Regions from separate parts of the Homo sapiens genome. Here regions 1 and 2 are each linked to region 3. Evidence: read pairs that join two places in POLR2A ChIA-PET (ENCODE). Cell type or tissue: MCF 10A. All regions are shown on one strand. Links, peaks and the distances in the headings refer to the core of each region. The heading gives the core; the rest is flanking DNA.

What was found. ChIA-PET counts read pairs that join two places held together with the same protein. Peaks named below come from ENCODE experiments on the same cell type or tissue, not always from the same donor. Only the 100,000 strongest peaks of a DNase experiment are listed, where the experiment ranks them.
Region 1: POLR2A ChIA-PET joins it to region 3 with 14 read pairs; 5 of 35 experiments call an interaction of 5 or more read pairs at or near these places.
Region 2: POLR2A ChIA-PET joins it to region 3 with 32 read pairs; 3 of 35 experiments call an interaction of 5 or more read pairs at or near these places.

What each region holds. Positions count from the first base shown.
Region 1 is chr3:193,779,030-193,785,566 of GRCh38, forward strand. No RefSeq gene overlaps it. Among named protein-coding and RNA genes, the nearest start is that of LINC02038, 62 kb to the right of the region's middle. RefSeq lists silencers at 1,879-1,938, 2,191-2,485. In MCF 10A, for the core only: a CTCF peak has its summit at 1,916 (motif pointing right); DNase peaks (open chromatin) are centred at 1,982, 2,322, 3,412 and 4,362.
Region 2 is chr3:194,087,266-194,093,802 of GRCh38, forward strand. It overlaps LOC102724877, which reads left to right. Exons shown (of 6, transcript XR_002959666.2): 4 at 4,242-4,381. Among named protein-coding and RNA genes, the nearest start is that of LINC02028, 20 kb to the left of the region's middle. In MCF 10A, for the core only: no CTCF peak of the experiment used is centred there; DNase peaks (open chromatin) are centred at 2,406 and 4,086.
Region 3 is chr3:193,868,575-193,876,841 of GRCh38, forward strand. It overlaps LOC105374286 (a long non-coding RNA gene), which reads left to right and starts at 6,209. Exons shown (of 5, transcript XR_001741076.2): 1 at 6,209-6,296. RefSeq lists an enhancer at 896-1,625 and a silencer at 1,066-1,360. In MCF 10A, for the core only: no CTCF peak of the experiment used is centred there; DNase peaks (open chromatin) are centred at 1,317, 2,217, 3,977, 6,147 and 1 weaker place.

The sequences.
Region 1 (6,537 bases), core at 1-5,000, 91 kb before region 3:
TGTGTTCTCTGAAGTACTCTTCTGGGTTAATTTGCCCTAAGGGAGGAGAGCAGAGATTGGAAAAGTCAAAATATTAGATTACGTGAATATCGCTTATAAATTACTTGGAAATTCAATTCTACCACTATCCCCTGAGAATGTCCTCATTGCTGGGAACTGTCCTCACTGCTGGATCTTTGGGAGGAAGGAGGGTGATGAAAGGAAAGAGGAAGATGCTGTAGACACTGCCGCTGCACTCCAGGGTCTCAGAATCTGAGTGGGGGAATAGTCAATGGGAAGAAGGAGCTGTAAAATAAGGCAGCCTAGAAGAATGTGAAAAGGTACAAGCCGAATACAACACCAGCAGACTCAACAGGGATTGTTTAGTTTGGAGGGAGGAGGTCCCTAAAGGCTTCCAGGAAAGGATGGCATTTGAGATAGGTCTTTGGGAAATGGGATCTCAACATTTAGAGACAGAGAAAGGAGCATTTGAGGTTGAGGGAGCTGTGAGTGACAGTATGGTCAATGCAGATGCAGAACGGCCTTGGGGGTGGAACTAGAAACAGGTAAGGGGCCAGTGTGGCCGGAACTCAGTGCACATAGGAAAATATGAAGAGAAGGTGTTGGAGGGATGTGGGGTCATGGTTTGAGGTGCTTGAAGAACCCATAAAAGTATCTGGACTTATCCTATATGAAAAAAGGAGGTGTTGCCTGCAGGATTTTGAGGTGAGCTGTGCTTTAGGAATTTTTTTTTTTTCACATTGGAGGGGAAAAGACTAGAGTCAGAAGCAGTCATTTTAGAGAGAAGAAATAATCGTGATGACAGGAAGATCCCAGGTCCCCTGCTTCCAGCTGGCGAGGAGAGAAACCAAGCTCTTTGGTTCTTCTTAGACTTTGTGGCTGCTCTTACAACTTGCTGAGAGAAACTTCTGAGCTGGTGTTTCAGCAGCTTTAGTTAGAAGCCAGGAAATGTAACTAGTGATGTTGGTGGCCCCTCTGCGATGGGTGGAAGGCTGGCGTCCTCCCCACTACCATGCAGGAGAAATTGTGCTCCCACGCTAACAGCTGGGACCCCAGTGTGGTCCTGAGTCGGCGACTGTAAAGCTACATTTTCCAACTAAGGGATGCCTCAGGAAATAATAAATCTCTCAGGATTTATGGGCCAGGAAATTCTTTCAGGAGAGAAAATAGAGAAGAGGTAAAGCAGAGATGGGGCAAGGCAGGAGAGCAGCTGCCCAGGACCCTCCTGGCACAAATATTGGGCTTGGTGAGTTGCGGAATTGCCCATCAGAACTCATGGCTGAGAAGGACTTGAAGGATAATCTAATAGGATCTCTTTTGCTTTCCCCTTCATTGAACTCATGCTTCCTTCTCTGCAAAGTAAGAAGGTTGAACTCAATGACCTCCAGGGTCTTTGCCTCCAGGTTATTTGATGCTTGTGGTGAAGCCAGTCTTCTCACTAAGGGCTCTGGTTATGCCACATGCCTCATTTTCCCCAGCTGAAAATGCAATCAACCGAGTCACCTATCACCCATGTTTGGGCTGAGGATTAACGATGGGAGGACATCTGGAGACTTCCCTCGGAGGGATACAGCTGGGTCTGATTACCTCTTATTTACTGTCTTTTTACTCTGGAGACGGCCCACATACTCACCCTAAGGAACAATGACAGAAGCATGCAGACCATCCCAACACACCCTCCAAAACACCCCCAGCCCAGCAGCCAGTCGCCATGCATAAAATGCATAAATCCACAAACGCAGACTCGGGCACACACATAGGCACACGCACACACGTCCTCTTTCTTCGCCTTTTCTGCCTGGTGTCTGTCAAACAGTGCATCCCCTTCATTCTCAGAGATCTGAGACCGGCCTTGTTCTGGAGTTGGTGAATTCCAGCACACCCCCTGCCTTCATTCCAAGCTGGAGCTCCGGGTGCCGTCAGCAGATGGCGCCCGGAGCTCTCAAACGACTGGGTGAATGCCTCGGGCCTGAACTTCTGGCCTCCCCACTCCCACCCTTGGAATGGGATAATTTGGGAGTCATCTGTGGGAGGGCTGCCAAGGCCTTAAATTTACTACTTGGAGCTGGGATAATTTTCCCCAGACGGGGCATGGAGGGGGAGAGAGGAGGAAGGAAGCGGGGTGGGGGCTGCAGACCTGGTCAGGGCCACGACAGCTCCAGCTCTGCCAGCCAAAGAAGGCCTCACTGAGAGGCCCCATCCAAAGGGGTGTCTGAAACAAGGGCAGGTCACACCCTGGAGGGGGAAATGCTTTCACTGCTATGAAAACCCAGGAGAACAGAAGGATTTACAGACAAAAAATAAAGCCAACAAGAGCTTCCAAATCATGTCTATCCCTCCCACTTCCAATCTCTGACTCATCTTCTAAGCCCAGTTTCAACCTCACCTACTGTGTGAAGCTGTCCCTGACCCACACACCTCCTGTCAGCATTAACCATTCATTTCCTTTTAACTTTTTATTCTGGAATTTTCCAAGCATATACAAAAATAGAGAATATGATATAACAAACTCTCTTATACCCACGCCCAGCTTTAATAATGACAATTATCAATGTTTTGCCAAATTGTTCATCTATTCTCCAACCTTTTTTCTGGAATGTTTTAAATCAAACCCCAGACATCATATCATCTCACCCCAAAACACTTAAGATGTTTTTCCCTAGCGTTACTTATTTATTTATTTATTTTGAGATAGAGTCTTGCTCTGCCGCCCAGGCTGGAGTACAGTGGTGTGAACTTGGCTCACAGCAACCTCCACCTCCCAGATTCAAGTGATTCTCCTGTCTCAGCCTCCTGAGTAGCTGGGATTACAGGCTCCCGCCACCCTGCCTAGTTAATTTTTGTATTTTTAGTAGAGACAGGGTTTCTCCATGTTTGCCAGGCTGGTCTCGAACTCCTGACCTCAGGTGATCCGCCTGCTTTGGACTTTCAAAGTGCTGGGATTACAGGCATGAGCCACCGGGCCTGGCTTTCCCTAGAGTATTTTAAAACAACCTAGACATCTGCATGCATCTCTGACTGAGAAGGACTGCTTTCCCTTTAACATAACCACTTGCCATTATTATATCTAACATTTACAATCATTCTTTATGGCACTTAGCTCCCTGTGGCATTTGTCATGGTTCGTTTGGTGTGAGAGTTACACCGAACATAAGTGTGTATCCCCTCTATTTGACTGTAGTTGCGTTTGGAGCATGGATCAGACCTCACTTATTCTGGAGTTCTCAAGGACTCCCAACAGCACCTGCTCAGAAGCCCTGGAAAGTCAGAGCACAATTAAGGACATTCGCTCTAAGAAGACACTCTCACGGTTATCGCTGGAACCCAGGGTCCCTCCAATTGGAAATGTGAAGTCAAAGGAGGAAATTGCTCTTAGGCTGAGTCACAAGACTCGTGTCCTTTTCTCCTGAGGTAGATAAGAGACACACACACAGGCAGATACACACCTCATGCCTCCAGGAGCCGCAGAGGCAGAGAATGCAAAAAATGTGGTGGTGCCAGCCGCAGCGAGGTCTGGAAATGCCTTCTTAATTGAGCCTTTCTGGGAGCTGCACAGGCTGGCTGGAGGAGGGACAGGAATGGAGAGGCGAGTGAGGTGGAAGGGGCCACGAAGGGCCATGTCTGAGATGGGGCCCAGGGGTCTTTGATCCTACTTCGTTTGTCATGAGTTTAGAGACCCAGAAAAAAGAGCCTTGAGTTTCTTCCAATAAAGCACTGTTACCTGAAAAATGCCCATCAGAACAGAATTGCTCCACCTTTGAATGGTTCTGTCTATAGGAAAGTCTTTTCTAATAGGAGCCCAAGTCTCTTTTCCTGCAGCTTTCACACACTGGGGCCACTCTGAACAAATTTAGTGGTTTGACAGGAATGATTAGGGGTGGGGATGGGACTCAGAAACCTCTGCAGGGTGCCTAGTAAGTGCTAGACATCTTGCATGCATTAAGTCGTAAACCAGAAAACTCCAGAGAGACCTTTGCTGTGGATATTACTGTCCCATGTTGCGGATGAGGAAAGGGGCTCTGGGAAGTCTGCAGGTTGCCCAGGACACAGGTCCACCCAGCTCTCATCTAGCCTGTCTTCTGGTTTCCCTTCAGATGGCTGGAAACACGGCTCCTGGCTCCTCGAGCCCTCTGGTCTCCCGGCTTCAGACCTCCCTTACAGCACATACTTTCCCAGCCCATCATGACCAGCTTCTGGGGTTCCCTCTGTTTGGTCTGCAACCCTCTTCAGTGAGATCCCAGACAGGGACATAAGCATTCTTGTTGCTTTGCTGGGAAAGCACGATATGCCAGCCAGCAACCGATGTACATCATCATTTGCTTGAAGAAATAACATGAGCTTGTGACTCCTGGCCACACTCTGGGTAGCAGGAGGAGCACAGTCTGAGGTCAAAGGATGTCACAACTCTCAGCCAGGCTGGCTGAGACAGGTTCTAAAACAACCCTTTCCAACCTACTGCTCTCCTACTCCCAGGACCTGGAGCCACTGACCCTGCCATGGAACAGGTTGCATGATGTTTTACATCAAATTGTATTGATTCTTTGGTGAATAGGTAATACGTTCTCATGGTTTAAAGTTTAAAATGGTACCAACGATATAAAGTAGAAATCCTCCCTCCTACTCCTTCCTCCCATCACCCATCTTCCACTTCTAGGAACAATGTTTCCAGCTTCTGGTGCATTCCTTCAGATGTAGTCATCATGGATACAATGCAAATAAGTAGGTATATGTGTATCCCTATTCCTTTTTCCTTTTTAAATACAAAATCAGTGTATTATACTGTTTACCACTGCCCTCACCTTTAAAAAGTTTTTTAGATTTTTTGTAGAGATTGGATCTTGAGATGTTGCCCAGGCTATCTTGAATTCCTGGCCTTAAGCGATCTTTCACCTCGGCTTCCCGAAGTGCTGGGATTATAGTTGTGAGCCACTTGAACTCCCTCCTTTTATTCACTTAGCACGTATACCTGCAAGTTTGTGACTTGAAGGGGTTTAAATTTACCCTCTTCTGCACCAGTGGTCCGAATGTGAACCCTACACTGTGAACCCAAGACAAAACACAATGCAGGCTGGGCATGGTGGCTCACACCTGTAATACCAGCACTTTGGGAGGCTGAGACACACAGAGAGCTTGAACCCGGGGGTTCAAGACAAGCCTGGGCAATACAGTGAGACCTTATCTCTACAAAGAAACAAAAAAACAAAAAAACAGACCTAGTACTGTGTGCTTGCAGTCCCAGCTACTCAGGAGATTGAGATGGGAGGACAACTTTGGCCCAGGAGGTAGAGGTTGCAGCAAGCTGTGATCACACCACTGCATTCCTGGACTGTAGAATGAGACTCTGTCAAAAAAAAAAAAAAAAAAAAGAGATGAACCTCTCATTTAATGCTTGTTAAACAGATAATCTCCACATAGATATAAAGAGATGACTGCAGATGCATTCTTTTTTGCATCTCCCATGTACATTTTCCAAGAGATTTTGCACTGCTCTTTGGGGGGTGTGACCCCTACTTTATAAGGACAGTAATCATCCAGGGACTGACATGATTTATCCAAACTAAGCTGCTGCCCTATTTGAGCTACTCTGATTTTGTGCTTTGGAGGCATTAGAGTTGAGCATCTGAGAACAGAGAGACTTGGCTGAGTTTTCTAAATAATAACTTCAATATACTCAGATGCGCTAGGAAGAAGTCACGCTGTCAATATGATACGGTCAAAGGACTCAGGTTTCTCCTTCCACCTTGAACTGAAGATGACACATGCACCAAATCATTTTTTTCTAAGCTTTCTTTTAGCTTCCATGGCTGCAAAGCAGTGATAATTCAACTTGCCATTAGGGTTTTAAGTACTCCCAGGTATTAAATACCTAGCATTAAACAGTACAAAAATATATTTTTAAAAATACCAACTAGGAAAGTGCTAAAATGACACTCTGTCTTTGCCTAAGTATACTATGAGAAATGGAAAAGCTGGCCTCTGGGGGGCCATCTGCTGAGCCCAGGAGTCTAGGAAGCTTCGATGATATATGTGCAATCACTGAATTATGCTGGAGAAAAGATCTAAAACAGACATGGTTTCAGAGCATTCATGATAAATGGTTCTTCACAAATTGAAGCTGATTATTTCTCTCCCTCACATTCCCAAAGAGGTGGTCTCTGCTTTTAAGCAGAGTTCATTCCTGGAAACTCCATCTTAAAGGGAAATCCTAGTCTGATTGTATAGTTAAGGGTCTCTCTCTTCAAACATGTTCAGTCTCATGAGAGAACTGAATGGATGAAAGTGACAGGAAGGAAGAATAGGCACATTTAGACCCCGTCAAACAAGCGTGGCAAAAACTGAAGCCTGCTTGAAATGATGCTCTGTAAAGAGAATGCAGTTTCGTATAACGAACAATTGGTGCAGTTATTGAATAATGTAGATGGCCGTTGAAGTGAAAAAGTGCAGATGGAGACACAGTAAGACCTGACGCATGCCTGGGAGATTTAGAAAATGGTTCCCCAGGCCGGGCGCGGTGGCTCACGCCTGTAATCCCAGCAC
Region 2 (6,537 bases), core at 1-5,000, 220 kb after region 3:
AGAAACACAGGGTTTATCTCTTGGAGCATTTTACACTAGGACTTAGGCTTATCCAGATGCTAAGAGACTCTGAATTTGGAAGAGAAAAAATACATTTTACCTCATATTTGGGAAGGCCTGCTTCCCAAAGGTCTGCCTCACTCTTGGGGAGGTCCTCTCTGATCTGCTCTGAGCATTAAAAGTAAATTTATGAAAGAATTCCTGGAGAAAAGCCAACTAGGGCGACTTGTTCTGAATCATTAAAGTTTCTGTCTTAAAAGATGATTTCCACAAAGGCCGACTCTATTCTCGTCTCTCAGGTTGGGAAGCTGATGAACTTGTAAGCAGTAAGGGCCCTCTGATGAGATGAACTTTGCTCCCATTGTTCCAAAGAAAGCGAACCTGTGCCCAGGAAGGCGATTGAGGATGGAGGGGCTGGTCCAGGCAGATGTAGCAAAAGGCAATTTTAAAGTTCTTAAGACAATGTGGGCATGCCCAAGATCACAGCCATGCACCCATGCATCCATTCAACAACTGAATGTTTGTGTTGGCCAGAGCCCTGTATTAAATGGCGATTCCCTTCAACCTCGAGAGGGCACGTAAGCCCACAAAGTCCTGGAAAGGAGATACGATGGGAAGCGCAGGAAATTCAGAGAGCCCACGGTGAGTGTGAGTGGACTGACCACGGTGGAGCCATGAAAGCATCTCAATACCAACCCCAGAGGCAAGGCCCAGTGCGTGGTGGTGAAGACAGGTGGTCCAGGACAGCCTGGATGCTCAGAGAACTTCCTGTGGGCCAAGCCCAAAATGGCACAGGCTGAGGCAGCACATCCTGCGTGTCCATCAGGAGAGCAGTTTCCAAGTGGAGCCATGGGGAAGGAGCCAACAGGAAAGGACCCTCTTCTCTGAGGAGCTAGGGACATGGGGAGAGCTCTCCACCTGAGCCTGGGCCAAGAGGAGGGAACGCCTGGCAGGACCCAGTGCCCAGAACAAAGGAGCTTGTGTCAGGGCCTCTGGGATAGGGACCAGGGGAGGCCAGCGGCGTGAGGCCCAGGTGAGACTTGCACTGCACAGTGATCATCTGGACATGCTCTCAAGCACCACAAAGAATTGTCGCCTGATTGCTGGAAAGCAGAGGGCCGGGCTGGGGCAGACCCGAAAGGGGAACCTTGAGAAAAGAAATGGAGGGAGGCAGGAAAACTTTCTTTGCAACAATGGTAGCAAAGTTCATCTCATCGGAAGGGCCTTGTTGCTTACAAGGTCATCAGCTTCCCAACCTAAGAGATGGGGATAGACCTGGCCTTTGTGGAAATCATCTCTTAAGACAGAATCATCAAAAATTCACTCTAGTTGGCCTTTCTCCAGGAATCCCCACACAAATTAACTTTATATGCTCAGAGCCAGTCAGAGAGGACCTCCCCAAGAGCGAGGCAGATGTTTGGGAAGTGAAACCAGAGACTTTGCCTTAAAGGGGACACATTCCCTCCTGCTCCCCACTAATCCTAGAGTCTGCAATAAGCTGTCTGAGATAAGAGGGGCGAAGAAACCAGCCAGAGAAGAGATGCAAAATTCCTTAAAGTTCTTGATCTGTAGTTCTTATCCCAAACGTGTGGCAAAAAAAGAAAGCTACCCACCACCTTTATGCCTTTCTCCCAGTAAAAGACTAATTTCAGCTGGGCAGGGTGGCTCAAGCCTGTAATCCCAGCACTTTGGGAAGCTGAGGTGGGCGGATTGCCTGAGGTCAGGAGATCGAAACCAGCCTGGCTAACATGGTGAAACCCCGTCTCTACTAAAAATACAAAAATTAGGGCATGGTGGCGCACACCTGCAGTCCCAGCTACTCAGGAGGCTGAGGCAGGAGAATCACTTCAACCTGGGAGGCGGAGGTTGCAGTGAGCCGAGATTGCGTCACTTCACTCCAGCCTGGGAGACAGAGTGAAACTCCGTCCCAAAATGAATAAATTAATTAATTAAAATAAAATAAGACTAATTTCAAAAATCCCTCTTAGGTACACAGCAGAGTATAGCATACAAAATGCATTTGGCCCTCTCACCCTGGGTTTCATTCTGCGATTTCCCTATAAGCATTTAGATTTCCTTCTGCATGACCCAAGCTAAGACTGGAAGGGAAGCTTGCCATCAGCTGACAGTGAGGAGTGGCAGGTAGACAGGCCTTAGGAGAAGGGGGAGGTCAGTGTCTTGGGACGTCCGGCCCCAATTCTGACCCCCAAAAGGAGAGCATCAAGGCCCAGAAGCATTCAAGCAGAGGTGAAAGCACACCCCACACCAGCAGCATCTGCCTCACTGCCACCCCCAACCCCAACTTAACCACCCGGTTCTGCTCGGGGCTGAACTGATTAGTCATTCATAATGCTTAAGTCATTAATTCAGGAAGGAAGCCACGCTAGCTGCCTCTTCTCACTGGGAGTTTGCTGCCGTTGCAAAACAGATGAGTAATCAGACATTCCGGGAGCCCTCGTTAAGCCCATTGCCAAGAAAGGTGTCTTGCAGCTCATTTGCTGCGGGGGAAGCCACGCTACAGGCCCTGAGTCACGCTGGATCCAGGGGAGGGCAAGGCCAAACTTGCTGGAGTGCAACATTGCATCACCGAGATCTGCGACGGAGAGGCTTACCCAGCCACCGAGCTCCACTGACCTCACCCACAGCCCCAGCTGGGGCTGACCCTCTGTGGGCTGCTCCGCTGCTTCTGGGGTTCGGGGAGGCTCAAGGGGTCAGAGACAGACATCCTGGGAGGGACACCCGGTACTAGATGGAGTCTTATGTCCCTATATGACAGGTGCTAAAACTGAGGCCCACAAAGGCAGTGACACTTGCCTAGAGTCAAACCTAATTCAAACAGATTTAGGATAGAATTTCATCTCAGTTTTTTTGTCCCCAGCAATTTTCACTGCACCAAATTACATCAATAGGTAATGCAGGTAATGTTAAAGGCTAGACTGTGAATGGCAACGTAGTAAAAACTACCCGACGTCCAGCAGCAGCAAGTACTTTAGAAAATTGTGGTCAAATAAAATGAAATGCTAACCATCCATCTAAAAAAGATTGTTACCACTTTACATTCTGATATGGAGCTGTCTCCAGGATACGCTTTTTATTGCTGTTGTTGTTGTTGTTTGTTTTCTTTCTTTTTTTTTTTTCTTTTGAGATGGAGTTTTGCTCTTGTCACCCAGGCTGGAGTGCAATGGCGTGATCTTGGCTCACTGCAACCTCCGCTTCCCGGGTTCAAGCTATTCTCTGCCTCAGCCTCCCGAGTAGCTGTGATTACAGGCGTGCTCCACCACGCCCAGCTAATTTTTGTATTTTTAGTAGAGATGGGGTTTCGCCATGTTGGCCAGGCTGGTCTCGAACTCCTGACCTCAGGTGATCCACCTGCCTCAGCCTCCCAAAATGCTCTTAAATGGTTTTTAAGAGCAAGAAAGCAACTTATGGAGACAGTACGTATGGTGCACTACTGTGTGAAGGAGGGACACACACACACTCCATAACACCTAGTGTTCCAAAGGAGTGCAAGGGCTGGCACTAGCCATGCGAGTTATTATCAGAGTGCATTTTCCAACCCGTGCCCTGAGTCGAGCTTCCATGAGTGCCTCTAACTTGTGGCCACTGAGCCTGGCCAGCCCCGTTTCCCTGTACCCCTCCTCCACCCCAGTGCATCTCCATGCCTGAGTGTCCAGGTGCTCAGGAACCTCTGCGCAGGCAAAGCTCTGGGAGAGGCCCCTTGGTACCCCCTACTCCCCCTTCCCCTAGTGTCAGACAATGGAGGCCCAGCTTCGAAGCTTGCCTGAGGTCACAAACGGACAGCCCCAGAAAGAAAATGCTTCATGCCTCCGTGTCTTAAAGCTTTCATTCTTTGTGAGTTGTCTGTTCACACATAAAGACCCCTGAGAGGAATCACACCTTGAGCTCAATCAGCCACCACCTCATTATTTACCCACCAGCCTCTCCTTGGGTATTAACTCACACCCAGGGAACAGCAAAGATCTCAGGAGAGGGCCTGATTGCTCACCCACCCTCCAGATGGCTTCAGGGCACAAACTGCTCCCCAGCTCCTACTCCAACCCCAGGGAGGAGGGGCCATCTGAGCTGTATCTGGTCGACCTGTGGTGAGAACAGAGCCTCTGGGTAGGACTGAGTCCTTCCACCATCCCATGAGTCACCTAGAAAAGTTGCTTCAGGAACTCCTAATATCATTTTTCACCTCCCAAGGAGTTCACATCTATGCACACGTTTCCATCTTACAGACCAGGAAACAGGCTCAGAGAGAAGAAGGGAATTATGTACCTCGGTTTAGAGCCAAAGTGTCCTGCCTGCATTCCAGCTGTTTCCATCCATGTCCATGTCAACTGGCATCTGGAACTACTCGTAGCAGCATCCACTCAATGTGAGTTGACTAAATGGAGGAAAATCTACTATGGTGCTTGGAAAAACTGGGACTCTCATGATTTAGGATATAAAGATTTGTCGTCTGTCTGAATGGAAGAAAGAACAGGGCAGTGCTGTGGGGACACTAGGACGTCCTAAGGAAACACACTCACTAATTTAGGGTAATCAATCAGGTAATACTATTTATGGGCTATTAATGATACATGAGGATCACACTCGGCCCAAGTTCTTTGCTTTGTTTCACTCTCTTGCTCTGACACCCTCTCCTAAGTTTCAAGGCTTTTCCCTCCCACCACCCCTCCCAGCCATATCACCACCACCATATTTTAATTCCCCATTTTTCTTTTTTTCTTTCTTTTTTTTTTTTTTTTTTTGAGACAGAGTCTTCCTCTGTCACCCAGGCTGGAGTGCAATGGCACGATCTTGGCTCACTGCAACCTCCGCCTCCTGGATTCAAGTGATTTTCCTGCCTCAGCCTCCTGAGTAGCAGGGATTACCGGCACGCACCACCATGCCTGGCTATTTTTTTTTTTCTGGTTTTTTTTTTTTTTTTTTTTTTTTTTTTGTAGAGGCAGGGTTTCATTCAGCATGTTGGCCAGGCTGGTCTTGAACGCCTGACCTCAGGTGATCTGCCCACCTCGGCCTCCCAAAGTGCTGGGATTACAGTCACTGTGCCAGGCCCTTATTCCCCATTTTTCTGTCCACCCTCCCTTTGTCACCATCGCAAACGTCTCCCAGGACGGACTGGGCTTGCCTTCATATTGACCACGCATGTTTATGCTGGGACACTCTTTCCTTTTTGAGGTTCTTCCCTCTTATTGATGTGCTTATTAATTAATCAGATGTTTACTGAACACCTGCATGCAAGACCCTTTCCTAGCGTCACTGCGTATGAATAATCATTGAAAATTACACAGAGTTTGGTATATGTCTCGTAAGAACTAAAGAGGAAAAGTTACTCTATAGAATCCTAAAATGAAATAACTTCTAAGCAACAAGATAGCAGTAAAAAGCTTGAGTTTTTATTAATGTATTATTATTATTTATTAATTATATTCCTCTGTCTGAAATCTTCCCTCAGTCACCAGGGTGGAATCGATAAATGGCAACATTTTCCTCTCTGATGTTTTTTAACTGCATTAAAAGGCATGGAGTTTTAATTTCACATGCATTTGTTTCTGGGTCTTGGGTCGTTTTTTTTTTTTTTCTTCTTCCTCAAAGCAGATAAATGAGGTTCCAAACTTCAGATAATAAGGCTTAACAGTGAGGCGCTTTTTAAAAAGTGAATCATTTCTCAGTTCTCCTTTGCTAACCTCTCTTGGTAACATTAATTATGAGTTTGTGCACTGTGCCCCAAGGCGAGCTCGGCTTTCCCAGGACAATTAAAGTTACTTAATTATTAAAAACTGTGTGTGCTGCTGCCCAGAGAGAAAGAGGCGGCCAGGCCTGGCTCCCGCAGCCCCTCACAGGAGTGACTGGACACTGTGGGAACCGGCCCCTTTCCCTCACCATTGTCATTCTTTCAGTATAATCTATGAAAATCCCCCCCACCGCCGCGGCCTCTCCCACCTCTGCATGAGTGATTTAGAGACTGCCCACCACTGAGTCCAGCCTGCCGGCTAGTCCTTGTCCTGGGGTGAAAGAGGGGCCCTTGAGCCTGGAGGCGGAGGGAGATGACCAGGCCTCTGCCTAGGGCTCTCGGGTGGAGCAAGGGCCTTGGAAAATGCTGAACCCCTGGGTTGCTGGGTTGCTGTTGGGCCCATCCTTCCTCAGGCTTTCTGCCCCATGGGAGCAGGACGGGCTGCACAGAAATGTCATAATGTACCCTTAAAGGGGGTGGGAGGGGAGGAGGGTTGATGTGGCCCTTCGAGTGGGCATTTCCAAGAGTGGATGCCAATCTGTAACAGCATTTTTTTCTGGGTGGTTCTTTGATCACAGGAGTGAAAAAACTATAGGTGGCCCTGGTTCTGCCATCCACACCCAAAGTGACCTTGGGCAAGTCATTCCTGCATTGGGAAGCTTGGCTTCGTAGTGAGAGGCAGCCTAGGAGCTTTAGGAGCCTCTAAGTCCTGGTACTTAGATGGAGTCTAATGCTTTCCCGGAAAGAAAACCTCGAATTTTCCATTTCTTTTTCTACTTTCCTTCATTCACCCG
Region 3 (8,267 bases), core at 1,300-6,299:
TCTTACATACTGATGCCAGATGCACTCTTGCGTGTGTGGATCTCTCCCCAGTCCAGGGCAGTAACCTCACAATGGTACCTACAGATGCACAGGAGTTGCCTAAACATTGCAAAAGGAAGGACAGAATTAGAGCAGTTAGTTTTCTTAGGCTTCCTGTAGAGCTTGTCTCAATACCCACCCAGAGGGCACTGGAGGGTGAAGAAATTTCCTTTCTCAAGCCCTTCATTCACTCACTCATTCCCTCTCAGCTTCAGCGCACTCCCTGGTGGAAACAAACAGGTAACGGGGTGGTAAGCCCTATGACAGACCTTTGCAAATGTCCTCAGAGGCGTGCAGAGGAGGAACACTTACGCCAGACTCCGGGGAGAAGCTGCCTGCGGGAGCTCTCACCTGAGGAGGACACAGGAAGGGTTTTCCTTGCAGCAGGAACAGCTTACGCAAAACCTGGATGTGAGCAAGAACATGATGTGCTCCCAGAAGAATAAACTGTTCAGAGCGGCTGGCGTGTAAAGGGTAAAGGCTGAGTGAGCAGAAATGCCACCAGAGCAGGGGGTGAGAGCCAGACCAGGGGCCCTTAGGAGCCAGGCCGAGGGTCCTCTCTGAAGGATGCCTGAAATGCCTCCGCTGCAGCTTGCTAGAGGCCTTCTAATTAACCTGCGAAGAACCGTCTGCAGGCCCCCAGTCCGGTGTTCACTCGTTCATTCATTCGCTCTTCACTGGGTGCCCTGGCACTCCAAGCCTCCAGCGCACACCCAGCCCTAACCTTGACCAGGGTGCTGAGCACGAGGAGCCCCACCCTGAGCCAGGCCTGGAGAGGCGCCTTTAAGCGCAGGTCCTGCGGCTGCTGACAGGTCATCAGAGCTGGGACCAAAGACCCGCCGGGAGGCTGGCAGCCTAGGTCGCTTCCCAAGCTCTCCGGGCCCTTCCCTTCGGCGGCTAATTTCCACTTTTCATAAGGATGTGTTCATTCAGGGGACTAGGAGCAGAGGCGCGCCCGATGGGGGACACGTGCCCCCTCGACGGCACGCGCTTTGATGCTCGCGGGGGCCAGAGGCGAGGCGGCCAGCATCTCGCGTTCCTGCGCCGGACGCTGTCTTTGGGAAGCTCCAGGCGTAGGTTCGCATTGCGTGCGGGAAGCCCCCTGCCCACATGAAAGGCTCGCTGTCGGGCTGTGGGTCCCGGCTCCCGCCCCCAGCCCTGCAGACACACTCCGCTCCCAGCGAGGAGCCCCGGAGCCGCACAAAGGAAATGGCAAGAGACTGAGTCACCACCATCCAGAGAGGCTCGCCCGCGGCCCGGGCCGCGGCCACAACAGGACCTTTGTGCTGCGCTCCAGGAAGACGAGGAGGGCCGGCTGGAGGGAGGCAGACAGTTCAGGGCGCTGAGTAATGCCGGGGTGAGGGGAGGAATCTCCCCCGGAAGAGAGACCGGCCCCTCGGCCCCCGCCACTCCTCAAAGCCACGGTGCAGCGCGGGGACTCGCAGGCTGCTTAGAGACGGCCTCCCTGCCTCCACCGTGTCGCAGCGCTGGCCCCCTGAGGGGTGCCTCCTCCTTTGCGGGCATCTGTTTCCTCTCCGTGGTGTGAGGGGCTGGAGGCCTGGGACGTGTCTGTTTCAACTCTTTTCCTGCCATAGTCCCTGACAGCATGCAGCAGGTGCTAAATGTTTGTGCATGGATGTTGGCGGGATGGATGGACAGATGGAAGGATTCATCCCACAAACGCTGCATGTGAAGAGCTGACCAGTGCTCTCGTTTCACAGATGGGGAAATGGAGGCCGAGACGTGGGAATGCTTTATGCCAGGTCCCGCATGAACAGTGGTAGATCTAGAACTCAGGTGCTACGCTGTCGGCCTGCTGTTGGTCTGCGGAGCTACTATATAGCTGTTGCGTGACTCAGGGAACACCTGGGGCGTGACTGACAGGTGGAGAAGGGTCAAGGTGGTTGGAGCCCAAGCGTGGATAAGACAGCCCCGGAGGGAGAGGCCAGCCTGGGACAGGGCTTACTGGAGAGTGAGGGAGAGAGGCCAGCGCAACAGCAGCCTGGGCCCCGGGCCTCAGGATGATGACAATCTCTTGGTCAAGATAGGTCATACAGATTACAGAAACTGGGAAAGAACCAGCATTTGTTGAGCACTGAGTGAGTGTATGCAAGGCACAGATATTTAATACTTTACCCAACCCTGAGGGAGGTGTTGTTCCAGATAGAGAAGGTGATTGGGAGACAGGTGCCTTCTGGAATAATCTGTTGCTGGCTCTGGCAGGGCCTTAGAGTGGTGGTAACTCTGTGGGGCCGCCTTGTGACAAACACGGGTTCTCAGCCTGCAGCCCAGAAACTCCCTGTTGTTGATGTACTCAGAGGACGTCAGCATCTCAGGGCTACTCAAGTCAACTCACACTCAGAAAGTCTGAGGTCAGCTACCGGGATACTGGGGTGAAGGATGATCTGTGCTCTTCCACATGTGAGAAGCTGAAGCCCATGAGCCAGCCAGGTTGCCTGGGGCCACGGCAGCAGAGCCAGAGCTTTAGAGCCGCACCTGGGAGCTCTGACCATCTGTGAACCTCACCGGCGGGAGTCAGGGGGACAGGCTGCCACACACTACACAGCTGAGCTCCTGAGGATGGGCACACCCAGGACAGTGTGCACAGACGGCCCCTCCTCTCCTAACGCCTATGCTGACCATAGTCACCATGCACCTTTGTTAGAACAATCTTTCAGCTCAAACCAAAGCAACACACTAGCTGTTCAGACAAGCCAATACAGCCACTCTCTGACACTACACCCAGGACGTTCTGATGAGAGGCAAATGGCTCAGAAGTCCTCAGCCTCCTCTTGACCAGAGCATGGTTTAGGGCAAATGCTGTCTATATGTGACAGGGACCATTCCCTACCTCTGGTGTTTTCTAATTCCTTAACAGAAGCTAATCTTAATTTTAAGAATGCCATCCCAGAAATCTTTAATAGATGAGCTATTAAATCTCATCTTTAACTTTGGAGAATTTAGAAAGATTCTGGGATGAAGTTTAATAGTTCATCTCAAAGGTCACATGGCTAAAAAGTGGTGGCCTAGGACTCCAGCCCATTACATCCCACTACGCCTCCCCTTAAGACTATTCACAACAGGCGGGGTGCAGTGGCTCACTCCTGTAATCCCAGCACTTTGGGAGGCCGAGGCGGGTGGATCACCTGAGGTCAGGAGTTTGAGACCAGCCTGGCCAACATGGTGAAACCCCATCTCTACTAAAAATACAAAATTAGCCGGGCGTGGTGTGCATGCCTGTAATCCTAGCTACTCGGGAGGCTGAGGCAGGAGAATCACTTGAACCCAGGAGGCGGAGGTTGCAGTGAGCCGAGATTGCGACATTGCACTCCAGCCTGGGCGACAAGAGTGAAACTCCACTCAAAAAAAAAAAAAAAGTATATATATATATACCAGTCACAACAACAGCAATGATAAAGGCTAATGATTGCTGAGGGTTTGCTATGTGCAAGCGCGTTTTTTCACGTAATCCTCACAGTAGCACCATGAGACTGTTCTCAGCCTCATTTTAAAGATGAGAGTTGAAGCACAGAGCGGTAAAGAAACTTGCCCAAGCTAAGGTCACACAGCTACGAAGTGCAAAGGCTGGATTTCAAACCAGTCTGTCTGCCTCTACCCAAGCTCTTAGCCACCCCACTCTACAGCAAAGCAAAGCAAGATGTCTGCAATAACTAACCCCCATAGCACCCTTGAGTCCTGCTGTCCTGGAGAAAAGCTATCTGCAGCTCTGAGTGGGAGAGTAGGGAGCCACCCCATCATGGGGTTACCAAAGTCCAGAGTCCTGCCCCTGGCATTGTCAGTTTAGAGATTAGGTTTCTATCAGCCTCCCAGAGAGGAACAGGTTCAGGCAGTCTGACTTATGGTGACTCAGCCCACAAGGGAATGCGCCAAACCCAGTGAATTGATTCACCTGTGAGATACACTGGCCAGAAAAAAGATTGTGGTTTAGCGCCCTGGCTTCAGGGTCAAACACAGCTGGGTTTGAAACTCCATCCACCACTTCCTAGCCCCATGACTTTACACATGTTACTCACTCTTTGGACATGAAACTCAATCTCAGTTTCAGCCTCTGGAAATGGGGAAAAATGCCAATCTTGTGCAGTGGCTGTGGCTTAAACCAGATGTGTGTAAAATAGTACAATAGGAGCTCAATAAATGTCAGTACTTAAAATTTTCATTATTTGTATTGTTCCAAAAACCAGGCTTATTGGGAGGCCTACATGGGCAGATCATGAGGTCAGGAGATCGAGACCATCCTGGCCAACATGGTGAAACCCCGTCTCTACTAAAAATACAAAAATTAGCTGGGCATGGTGGTGTACGCCTGTAGTCCCAGCTACGTGGGAGGCTAAGGCAGGAGAATTGCTTGAACCCAGGAGGCAGAGGTTACAGTGAGCCGAGATCACACCACTGTACTCTAGCTTGGGCAACAGAGCAAGACTCCATCTCAAAACAAACAAACAAAAAACAAGCTTGGCCACCTGATAAGATCCTCCCTGCACAGTGGGTAGGTCCCACCATAAACAAAACAAAACAAAACAAATTCCAGCTCAAAAGGCTGCTAAGAAAGCCCAGATTGGAGGAAGGGGACTTATCCCTCAGCTTCTGATAGCTGAGTGAGCTGTCCACCACCCTTCCCTCACCTCCAACCCCAGGGTATTCCTATTTGAACCTAGGGTGCTGTTTTGGACCAGGAACCCTGGCTTCTCCTGGACGGAGCTGCTCATAATAACAGTCTCCTTTACCAGTACCTCCTTCTCACTGGAAGTCCTGACCTGCCACCTCAGCTTTGCAGCGCCTGGTGGGTAAACTCTTGTCCCCTCTCCGTGGCTCTGGTCAAAGGTACCTTCATTTGTGAGGTCTTCTCAGAACCCTCAGGCACAGTTAAATTGATCACACACTGACCACATGGAGTACACTCCCAGCACTGAGACACGACAGTGAAAAACACAGAGGCGGTTCCTCTCTGTCTCGAGCCTGAAGCCTAGTGGGACAAGGAACAAGCAAAGAAAGAAACAAAATTTTTAGAGCTTCTGGTAATTGCAAAGAAGGAACTAGCCAGTGTGATGTGATAGAGAATAACTCTGGGGCAGGGCAGTGCAGTGGTCAGGCAAGGGGAGGTGGCATTTATTCTGAGACCTAAAGAGCAAGCAGCAGCCAGTCTTGCCCTAAGCTGGGAACACAGATTTCTGGAATAAGGAATAGCTTTTCCCTGCTGGGGAAAGAAAGAACTTGGCATGTTCCTCATGATCAGAAGACCAGGCCGGAGCAGAGGGAGTGGGCAGGATAGGGGAGGAAGAGGCATGGCAGTCAGAGGGAGGCACAGGCCTTGATCCTCTGTGAACCCAGCTGCTTGTGTGGTAGTGAGAATATGACTCGTTACCATTTACTGAACACCTACTATGTGCCAGGCACTTTCTATAAACTCTGTCATGTAATCCTCATTCTCCCAGCCACCCCTACCCATACACAGTGTCTCTCTTCATGCTCTTGTCTTGCCTATTGTCGCTCTCTGCAGGTTTGTTTCCCTGCCCACCCCACCCCATTAGACTGTAAGCTCCTCTGTAAGACATTCAGTCCCCCCGCATGTAGCACCAAAACACAGGGCTGTCATGCCTGCGGAGTTTTAGTCCTCACTTGGTCTTGAGCAATTACAATTTGGGGGATCAGTGACAGAAATTGATGCTTTCAGATAAAGTTCCTAGAAACATACTAGGCACCTGGATGTGATGGTTTAAGAAATAACTCAGTTGCACTGGTAGCACACTCAGAAGTATTATTTAGGCCAGCTCGTTCTTTGGAACTATGCACAGGGGCTAATCTCACCCCTTTGTGTGTTAGTGTCTACTGCAGGGGGTGACAGGCCCAAACTTGCCCCCAGATAGAAAGATGTGCTCTAGACAGGCCATAGGGACCATGCTGCAGGAAGCAGGAATGAGCCCATTCCATTCAATACACTGTCACTGGACACCTACTATGTGCGTGACTGTGTGGCAGATGTTCTACTGGACATAAAAACGAATTCAGTGTCCCATGCTCTTTAGTTGGAATATTGCAGGGTTGAGCAGGTGCAATGTTGTAATAGAGGTAGCAGGCCTGAGCGTGTGCAATGTTGTAATAGAGGTAGCAGGGCTGAGCGTGTGCAATGTTGTAATAGAGGTACAAGCAACACAGGGATAGGGAGAAGGTGATCCACATTGCAGGGGCCTAATTACAGGGGGCCCTGAATGCCAAGCCAAGACTTGGAAAATTAGAAGGTAAGTAATGGAAGAAGCGAGAATCACAAACGTGGCTTTCGTTTTTGTTTTTTTAAGTACTCTTTTCTTAAAGAAGGAAATTGTAAATGTTCTGTTTTGAAAGGACTATTCAGGGATAAAGTACAGAAAACAACTGACAAGGGGTTCAGAATAATAAGAAAGGAGCATGGCCAGGGGAAAGCATTTGGGGCCAGGAGTGGGAGACGATGTGGTGATAGGGGCTTGGGGTGGCTCACCCCATCTGTAGTGTGAACAAACCTGAGGCTAAGAAAGGGAGGGGTCACAGAAACCTACTGAGGTGCTGAGGTATAGGTGGGAGGCGGGGCAGGGCTGGGACTCTTACTGTGGACGTGTCAATCAAAGCTGACCAGCCCAAGACTCTAGAAGCCAGAAACAATGGAGCTACCACTATGAAAGGAAAAATACTAGCCTTAAGTTGGAATTGGGTTCCAGTCCAATTCCTTGCCATTGATTTACTATGTAACTTGGATCAAGTCACTTCACTCTGTGAACCTATTTCCTCCACTGAACAATGGTGATTGCAGCCTCCAGATCTCATGTTGTGATAGATAACAAAGGCATGTGAAGGCCCCTTTCATTGAATCTGAGAATCCGAGGCCTTTCTCCAGGTGTTCAGTTGGAATCAGTCTCTACTTCCTTCTCACATGTACCCATCCCTGTGTCCCTGCATGAGCTTAGGCAAAGGACAGGCTTTCAACTCCGTGATTCCTAAAAGTCCCCCTTGCTCTAAACTTGTAGGTTTCTATGACAAAGTTGGATTTTGTTGGATCAAGTTAACTCAGGTCTACAGAGCACCCAAATGAATCCGTTTCATAAGGAAAATCATAGATCTATAAATAATAGGGCAGTGTTGCATATTTACACATACCATATTGGGTCTGGGTAGATGGTGCAATCTATTTTGGTCCGATTTTCAAGTTACAATGTTACTTATTGCTTAATGGCAGACAGTAATGTAAAGGGAATTATGTTACTATAGCCATTAAAAGTGGGCTATTTATAGCTTCCCTTCTGCAGGTCTTCTCACCATTCTCAACTTGAAATTTCCTTCACTGAATTTATCACAGCCAACTGAGATGGTTTATTTTGAAAGTGGAACACAGAGAAAAGAGAGAGCACCACCCAGAAAAAGGGGCAGGATCAAAGAGGCCACCAGACAATTTTCCAGGCTTGTTTGAAAGCCAACAGCAGCCCCTTGAAGGAACTCTCGCCTCAGGATGACAAAATAAATAGTGACCTTGCATCAGGGCTCGCTGGGTTGGCCTGGCACTTTCTGTGCAGGGAACCTTGGTTTCCAAATGAGTGAACTATGTTTGCCTTCCACCGCAGGGACTGGAATGAGTTAGATTCAGAGGTTCTCCTGCTTTTTAAATCATCAAATCAGAGTTCAGGGATCTAAAATTGATACAAGATGATCTCAATGTCAAGGGTACAGTTAATTTTTACAACAAATGCTTCTACCTGGAGAATCTATAACATGCTTCTGTTGGACTGGAAGGCAATTTTAGAATAGAATGCCTAGGTTTATAAAGGTGCCTTAGTCCATTCAGGCTGCTTTAACAAAATACTACAAGCGAGGTGGCTTATGAACAACAGGAATTTATTTCTCACAGTGCTGGAGGCTGGGAAGTTCAAGATCAAGGAGCCAGCAAACTTGGTGTCTGGTGAGGACCCACTCTCTGGTACAGAGGTGGTACCTTCTAGCTGTGTCTTCACATGGTGGAAGAGACCAGGCAGCTCTCTGGTGTCTCCTTAATAAGGGCATTGATCCTATCCCAAAGGTGGTGATCTAATCACCTCCCAAGGGCCCCACCTCCTAATATCATATTGCTGATTGAATTTCAATACAGAATTTGAGGTGGGGGGGCACAAAGCAAAATGCCATCCTCACATTAATAGAGAGGAAGAAAGGCAGGCCTAAGGACCTAGAGGGGAAAGGTTACATCTCAG